Regions from separate parts of the Homo sapiens genome. Here region 1 is linked to region 2. Evidence: chromatin contacts called from ENCODE Hi-C or POLR2A ChIA-PET data. All regions are on one chromosome and are shown on one strand. Each heading gives the region's core, a stretch centred on a gene start or an enhancer-like site at or near the end of the contact. The rest is flanking DNA. Distances are from core to core; before and after follow the strand shown.

Region 1 (3,618 bases), core at 1,119-3,618, 620 kb before region 2:
GATTTTCTCGCTGAAACCATGTTTCTCAGACAGGCCAAGGCCACCTGACTCCTATCACGACGCACCCAAGCCCCTCAGTCCAGCTTCCCAATGCCTGGCACCCCCCTTCGGCAATAGCTCACCGTTTACACCCTCCCTCATAGATACACAGAAGTTATTTTTTTAATGGATATTTATTTTTTTACATTGGTCAGTACACAGGTCAGGAGCTCACGCCAGGGCCTTGAGGACAGGCTGACCCTCCTCCCCGGGGTGGCGTGGGGCTGGGGCACCCTCCGACGGCAGAGCCTCCTTCAGAAAGTGCAGCTCAAGTCTTAAAGACACCAAAACTGAGCCATGGGCACGCGCCGTCTCCGGGCCATGGCGTTCACTGCAGGGCGGGGGCGGCACCGCTCCCCTGTGACTGCATCCCGCCTCCCTGGGGACCTGCCTGTGGCAGGAAGGAATGGGGGGCCCCAGCCCCAGGCCGGGAAGGAGCCAGCGGCCGACAAAGCAGAAACACCCGCTGCTCCACGTAGCCCCTGCTCGCTGTCCTTGCTCTCAGAAGTCCCGGTCCCATGTAGATAGAGGGGGGCGCATCTTACCAAAGCATTTCCTCCTGGAGGCTACGCCGCTGTGCTCCCAGTCAGGCGGCTGGTAGGGAGCTTTGCCTGCCCCGGGGATACCCTCTGCCAGCCGCTGGAAGTGGGAATGCTGGCGACAGACTGTGTCCTCTTTCCCACCTTCATAGCAGGAATCACCCGGACCCGACTGGCTGGGCTTCGTGCTAGCGAGGGTTCTGGGGGTGGGTCTTGGTGATCTTGTCCTATGGGGAGTCTGCAGTGGTCTCAGCCACATCCTATGTATTTTGGCTCTGGAGGAGCAAAGCTGTATCCTGGAGTTGGTCTGTGATTTGCCGACAGCCTTGCAGGCTGGGCTCAGGGACAAAGTCCCCCCCAAAACCCGCAGGTCCTCATGTCCAGACGCTGCCCAGTCCTGTCCTGAAAACAGCACGCCCCAGGCCCACAGAACCCCCCACCCTACATTTGCCTTGGGTGGAGCTGGGGGTGGTCCTAGGACTGCGGGTGCCCTTAGCTGAAGGGGGTGGGGAGAAGCGTGGACTGGGCAGCCTGTGGGTAATTGGAGGTTCATTGAGAATTGAGTCTTTGGAAACACTAAGAAAATCAAATTTTTAAAAGTTATTTATGGCCTGGGAAACAATTTGCATTTGTCCCCAAATACGCTTAGCTGTGTGCCGCTTAGAACGATGCGAAACCATCCCTCTGTGTAAGCCCGTGCCGTGTGACTCGAAGCCTAGCGCCCTCCCTGCGAAGCATCAGACGCCACCCAGCCCTGGGGGGAGGCCCACGCCTGCTGGACCAACGCGGGTTCTGGGGTGCACAGCGCCAGGTTAACGCTGAAGCCTGCCCCGCTGAGCCCAGGAGCCGGGAGGCCTGCGGGCTGACCCAGAATCCGATCATGCACCTGTCCTCATGCCAGCGGCTTTGGCTGGGGTTGGTCTGAAGCCTGCACGCGGCAGTTCTTTGTTAAAGATCTGAGGGACTCCTCAGTCCTGGGGCGTCGCCGCCTGCAGCCTCTTCCAAGCCCTGCGTCCAGCGAGCGTCACAGCACAACCTGCAAAAACGGAGCTGGGCTGCAGCTGGGGCTGGCATGGACTTTCATTTCAGAGATTCGGTTTTTAAGAAGATGCATGCCTAATGTGTTCTTTTTTTTTTCCAATGATTTGTAATATACATTTTATGACTGGAAACTTTTTTGTACAACACTCCAATAAACATTTTGATTTTAGGTTCTGCCTCTGAGTTTATTCCTGAGGGGAAGCTCGAGCCGGGGCCTCTGCCCTAATGAAGCGGATGTCTAAGAAAGATCCCTCCACCCCCAAGGAAAAAGGTCACTGGCTAGTGTAGCTAGTGTAAACAGGACCCAGGCGATGCATGGGACCCTGCCCTTTTTTTTCTAGTGAGCCTCCGACGCTGTTGCACAAGCTGACTCTTCGTCACGTGATGCGACCGGGCTCCGCCCCGGCGGCAACACGCTGTATAGACGCGCCGGGTGCCTCGTGCGCATGCGCGGCAGGCCCTTCGGGACGAGCTGGAGGCAGAGCGTGAGTACAAAGTGATCGGCCTCGGCCGCACGTAGTAGCCCCCCTACTCCCCGGCCAAGTCAGGGCCTCCCTCTTCCCGCGGAGTCGCAACCACGGGTAGCTCGTGTAGGTAACGGCAGGTCCAGGCCTCCGCATGAGCGGAGGGCCCCCCGCGCGACCTTGAATGGCCCGGGCGCGCGCGGTCGTGTGGGAGTTGTAGTCCTCCGTCCCCGTCCGCGCGGACTCCGTTTCCCGTGGTGCCCCGGGCGGCCCGCTTCCGGCGCAGTTAGTTACGAGTCGGCGCACGCGGCCTCGGTCCGGTTGACTTTGCGGAGCCATGGAGGGCGGCTTCGGCTCCGATTTCGGGGGCTCCGGCAGCGGGAAGCTGGACCCAGGGCTCATAATGGAGCAGGTGAAAGTGCAGATCGCCGTGGCCAACGCGCAGGAGCTGCTGCAGGTGCGGGGCTGGCCGGGGACGGGCGCTGGGGGCGACAGGGCCACCCCTGGGGGCCGACGTCGCGGCTAAAGCCTCGCGTGTCTCCACAGAGGATGACGGACAAGTGTTTCCGGAAGTGTATAGGGAAACCTGGGGGCTCCCTGGACAACTCCGAGCAGGTGAGACCCGCGGAGGTTCGGGGCAAGGGTCGCGAGGGCCTAGATTCGAGGGGGGAGGTGTCTGCGCGTGCGCAGACTAACGGGGAGGTGCGACGGAGTGGTCACTGCACGTGCGTAGTCTGCAGCCCGGGCGTCCTGGAGCCGGGGTCAGGGCGGTCCCCGGGGCCGCGAAGTCCCGAGCTGAGCCGTGCGCCCCTCCGCTCCCGCAGAAGTGCATCGCCATGTGCATGGACCGCTACATGGACGCCTGGAACACCGTGTCTCGCGCCTACAACTCGCGGCTGCAGCGGGAACGAGCCAACATGTGACCGGCGAGCGCGGGCCACCCCACCCTGTTCATTTCCATAAACGTGCTTTGAGAGGCGGGGTCCGCATGTACGTACTGCCTGCCCGGGGCTTAGGAGGGTGGCACCGGTGCTGGGACACACGGGACTGTGTCCTCGCCACCCCCCGCCCTGCCCCCTGCCAGCCAGTGCAGCTTGGATCTCGGGGGTGTGGGGCCCTGTGCCTTCCTGAAGTGCTGGCAGCCCAGTGGCACCTCCTTCAGGCCTTTGGGGTATTCCCCTAGTGTGCCCAAGTCAGCCTCATATTCTGGGCGGACAGCTTGTCTGGACTTCGGAGTTGGGGGTGGTCAGACACCACAGGAGCTGTCACCTCCTGCGGATGGGCAAATAAATTGGTGGAGGACGGAGAGAAACCTCTTTATTTCCCTCCTGAGGGGTCTCTGGGAAGAGGTGACGCGTGTCCCTGGAACCCCAGCTCGGAGGGTCTCAGCCTCCCCTGGGTTGGGAGAAGTCCATCTTTCCCCTTAGTGCCACCGGGCTGCTGAGTCACGAGGAATGTGTTGCTGCTGCCACCCCTGCCCCAAAGGCTAAGGGGGACAGCCTTCCCCTTGTCAGGGCTTGCTTTGACCCTGCTTC
Region 2 (3,897 bases), core at 1,056-3,555:
CAGGTCCCGGGATGAGGACGTGGGGGCCCTCCCCAGAGGACTCCATCCCAAGGCTCCCTTCCCGGTTCTGGGCTCTGCATCTCTCCAGGGCCCTCCTGGGGGACCGTGGTTAGGCCAGGCCCTTCCACCCTCGAGGGCTGTTCTTGTGACTAGTGACTCTCCCACCTCTTCTGTAAAGGAGTTGTTTTCTTTTTCTTCTTTATTTTTGAGACACAGTCTCGCTTTGTCACCCAGTCTCAGCTGGCTGCAACCTCTGTCTGCCGAGTAGCTGGGATTATGGCTGTGCCATCACACCTGGCTAATTTCGTATTTTTAGTAGAGATGGGGTTTCACCACGTTGGCCAAGCTGGTCTCGAACTCCTGACCTCAAGTGATCCACCTGCCTCGGCCTCCCAAAGCGTTGGGATTACAGGCATGAGCCACTGTGCCCGGCTCTGTGTTCTAAATAAATGGCGCAGGCGTGTATGCGCTCTGTTTCTGTGCATTCCCATGTGATGTCTGCCTCCCCCTTCCCAGAACGCACCTGGTGCCTCAGGACATAGCCCACGGGGGGTCCCAAGGCTGGCCAGCCCTGGCTTCAGCCCCCAGGGACTCCCTTCAGCTTGTGAAGCCACCTGTTGCCACTGGAGGCTTCAGGGCCTTTGCACAAGTGCCCTGGGCAAGCTCCTGCCCCCAGATAGTGCCCCCTGCGAAGGCTGGGGTGGGGGAATCTGGTCCTCACAGCTGCACCCAACCAGGTCTCTTCTAAAGTTTATTAGAACAGTGTGTTCAAACTCCCAGCCCCGGCTTTTTTTCGTAACCACTGAGCAAGCAAGCAAGCACAGGGGAAGTGTTGAAGGAATGAAAGGAGAGAAGTCAAACACAGTGGCCTGCCTGCCTGCTTGTGGTCCCAGCTACTCTGGAGGCTGAGGCAGGAGGATCGCTTGAGCCCAGGAGGTGGAGGCTGCAGTGAGCTCTGATCGCACCACTGCACTCCAGCCCGGGTGACACAGTGAGACTCTGTCTCCAAAAAAAGAGAGGTTCCCTGGCAGCCTCCAGGGCCAAGCAGGCTTCCAATTTGGGCTTCCAAAGAAAGAGGGTTTGTGATCACCGAGAGCCCTCAGGTGGTTGCCGCTTTGATGGGGGAGGTGGCTTCCCTATCCCCCTCCACCCATGTTTGCCTCTCCCTTTGGGCCCTCACCCCAGGTAGCCTCACTCTTGGGGGCATTTCATCTTCAGCAGCCCCTCCGCACACACTTTCTGACCCTGGCTCCAGGCCCTATCGCTGGCCTGGACCCGCCCTAGCCTCGTCGCTGAACTCACCCCTGCCACTTCTTCAGTAAGGATCCCTGAGCCCCTGCCACCTGCTGGAAAGAACCCTGCGGGCTTCCTCTTGGCCTTAGGGTGGTCTCAATGGCTATAACCGCCTCTCCCCAGCCTGGTGCTCAGCCCTGCATCTGCGCCTAGGAGGCGCTCGTTGAACGTGTATGGGATGAATGAACGAACCCAGGACACGGATCAGACATGACTTACATAACCGCCGTTACCTGTGGTCCTTCCTCCTGCACTCTGCCACGCTGGCCGCACCAGCCTCAGCCCCGTCAGGTCTGCAAGGCCCATTCCGACCTGACCCAGGCCCACCTTTCCAAGAACCCTTCCAACCCCGCCCTGCGGTGCAGGTTCTTTCTGCTCCCTGACCAAGCCCGGCCCGGCCCTGCCCTGACACCCTCTTCCCTTTCAGGCTCCGCCCCTGCACTGGCACTGCTCCCTAAGGCCCTCCCAAGGCCCTGCCTTCTGTCCTGGACCCACCCTGAGCGCCCTCCTACCCTGACCCTGCTCTGCGCGGCCCCGCCTTCCTCCTTTGTAACGGCTCCGGATCCCAGCCCCGCCCCTACCATAACACTGCTCCGCAAGGCCATGCTCAACCCCGCTTCCCGCTCTGGCCAAGCCCCTGAGTCCTGGCCCCGCCCCTACTCTGACTTTGCTCAGCGAGACCCCGCTCGTCCTCGCCTTCCTTCTAGTCCCTTCCCCAAAGTCCCGGCCCCTCCCCAGACCCAGGCACTGCTCCCGAGCGTCTTCTATCCCGGCCTGTTCTGCGAGGCTCTGCGAGGCCCCGCCCTTCGGCCGTGACCGCGTCCCTGAGGCCTGGCCCCCATCCTGCTCGGCCGTGCTCCGCTCGGCCCCACCCTCGAGGCCCCGCCCCTTCTTCGCCTTGGCCCCACCCACCCCCTCCAGGCCCCGCCCCCGGCCCCCTTCCGGGGTCCGAACTGGCTCCACCTTCGCCTTGGCCGGGCCCCGAGGCCCCGCCCCGAGATCCCGCCCCCCGTTTCAGGACCGTTGGCACCGGGCTAACGGTTCCACCACGTCCGCCGCCCTGGACGCCCGCGGCCTGCCCCCCCCTGCCTCTCCTGCGCCGGTGAGCGGCGGGTGCTCCCACTGCTGTGCGTCCCCGGGAGCCCGCGCACCCTCTCTGGGCTCCACCCAGGCTGAGAGCTGGGGTCGTGGCGGCGGGGGTGGAGAGCGCGCCCCTAGAGGTTCGCGCGGTCGGGGCCCCGGGGCGGGTGCAGACAGCCCTGGACTCTGGAGCCCTGTCCAGGGCGGTCCTGTGCCCCTGCGGCTGCGGGAAGACGGGGTGGGGGGCTTCCGAGTAATGGGGCATCCCAGTTAGTGAGGGGGCAGGAAGCCAGCGCTGTGTCCGTGTCTCTTTCTGCCCCCAGATACACTTCGAGTGGATTCTGGCCATTTGAGCATTCTCTCCAACTCTCCAATCCCCAGTCTGCCCCCACGGGGGTCTCCCCCACCTCTCCCCCGTCCCACAGCCTAAACCCCTCTTCGCCCTGAACCTCCCTTTTCCTCATGCGGTGAATGGGCACTGGCCCCGCTCAGACTCCCAGGAGCACCAGAGCTGGCCCTGAGCCAAGCCCTGCCCCACCAGGACCTGGGGACACGGGTGACTCAGACGTGACTCAGGAAGGCTCAGGTCCTGCTGGCATCCGCGGAGGTGAGACGGTGATCAGAGCTGGGATGGGAGACTCCCCAGGCAGAGGGGCACCTGAGAGGAGGCACAAGGCCCAGCCTGGCCGGGCTAGGAAGTATGAATGGAGACCAGAAGGGTGAGGACGGGTGCATCGGGTGGCCGGAACACAGGGGCAGGGGCTTGGCGGGGAGGGCACTGCTAGAGAGCTGGCAGGTGGGGGGCCAGTTGCTGGCGTCTAGGGGTGGTTTGCCCATCCTCATAGGGGGCCAAACCAGGGCCCCCGGTGCAGGGCTAGAGCCAGACCCACATTCCTGAACCTGCTAGTGGAGAAGATTCCAGGATCTTCTGACGATGTCCGTCTGCCTCCATCGCCCCCATCAGAGTTTGCTGCCCAGCCTGGGGGGGTGAGGAGGGGAGTGGCCATGCCTGACCCTCATGCTGTGTTTTGAGATATAACATATAGCCCGGGGGTCCCATTCAGTCAGTGAACAGATGACTGAGCCCCTAAGCTGGTGCCACATGGGGAGAGGGGCAGGAGGCCGTCAGTGAAACCAGGAGGAGGTGAGAGTGGTCCTTTCAGGAAAAGCGAGGTGTGGGGAGCAGTGGCCGGAGGCTGGCATGGCCAGAGGCTGGCATGGCTGGCGGTAGAGTCCTTCTAGGCTGTACTGGCGGGAGGCGACCAGGGTGGCTGGCGGGGGACACTGGCAGATGGGCTGTTGCAGGTTTGAGGATCATCTTGGGGTCCCCTAGGTCTCAGGATGTCCAAGGCAAGACACACAGCCTATGGCTGGACATTCAGAGCCTGGCGGGGAGGCTGCAGATGAGTGTGGGAGGTAGCATTTGAGAGGGTCGGCCCCTAGGCTGTGAGCTCCTTGAAGACCGAGTGGTGCCCAGCAAGGGCTGGGGTCACTGCTGTGACCCGGGGCCCTTCTCTCCCACAG

What was found. Hi-C counts contacts between places; a loop is a spot of excess contacts on that map. ChIA-PET counts read pairs that join two places held with the same protein, here RNA polymerase II (POLR2A). Pooled maps may share reads with other maps.
Region 1: a map of B cell shows a loop between it and region 2 (11-fold over the local background). The contact joins the promoter of TIMM13 here to the promoter of ATP8B3 in region 2. A Hi-C loop is called at or near these places in 1 of 168 maps with a recorded cell type or tissue (B cell) and 5 of 50 pooled maps. POLR2A ChIA-PET finds 5 or more read pairs at or near these places in 2 of 52 experiments (A673 and B cell).

What each region holds. Positions count from the first base shown.
Region 1 is chr19:2,426,336-2,429,953 of GRCh38, reverse strand. TIMM13 (translocase of inner mitochondrial membrane 13) reads left to right here and starts at 2,368. Exons shown (of 3, transcript NM_012458.4): 1 at 2,368-2,540; 2 at 2,630-2,698; 3 at 2,908-3,618. The coding sequence starts at 2,421. The coding sequence ends at 3,006. LMNB2 (lamin B2) reads left to right here. Exons shown (of 12, transcript NM_032737.4): 12 at 1-1,788. RefSeq lists enhancers at 1,898-2,047, 2,132-2,877, 2,878-3,618 and a silencer at 2,598-2,687.
Region 2 is chr19:1,810,684-1,814,580 of GRCh38, reverse strand. It overlaps ATP8B3 (ATPase phospholipid transporting 8B3), which reads left to right and starts at 2,305. Exons shown (of 29, transcript NM_138813.4): 1 at 2,305-2,395; 2 at 2,697-3,092. The coding sequence starts at 2,845. RefSeq lists enhancers at 1,512-1,671, 2,052-2,797 and a silencer at 2,222-2,591.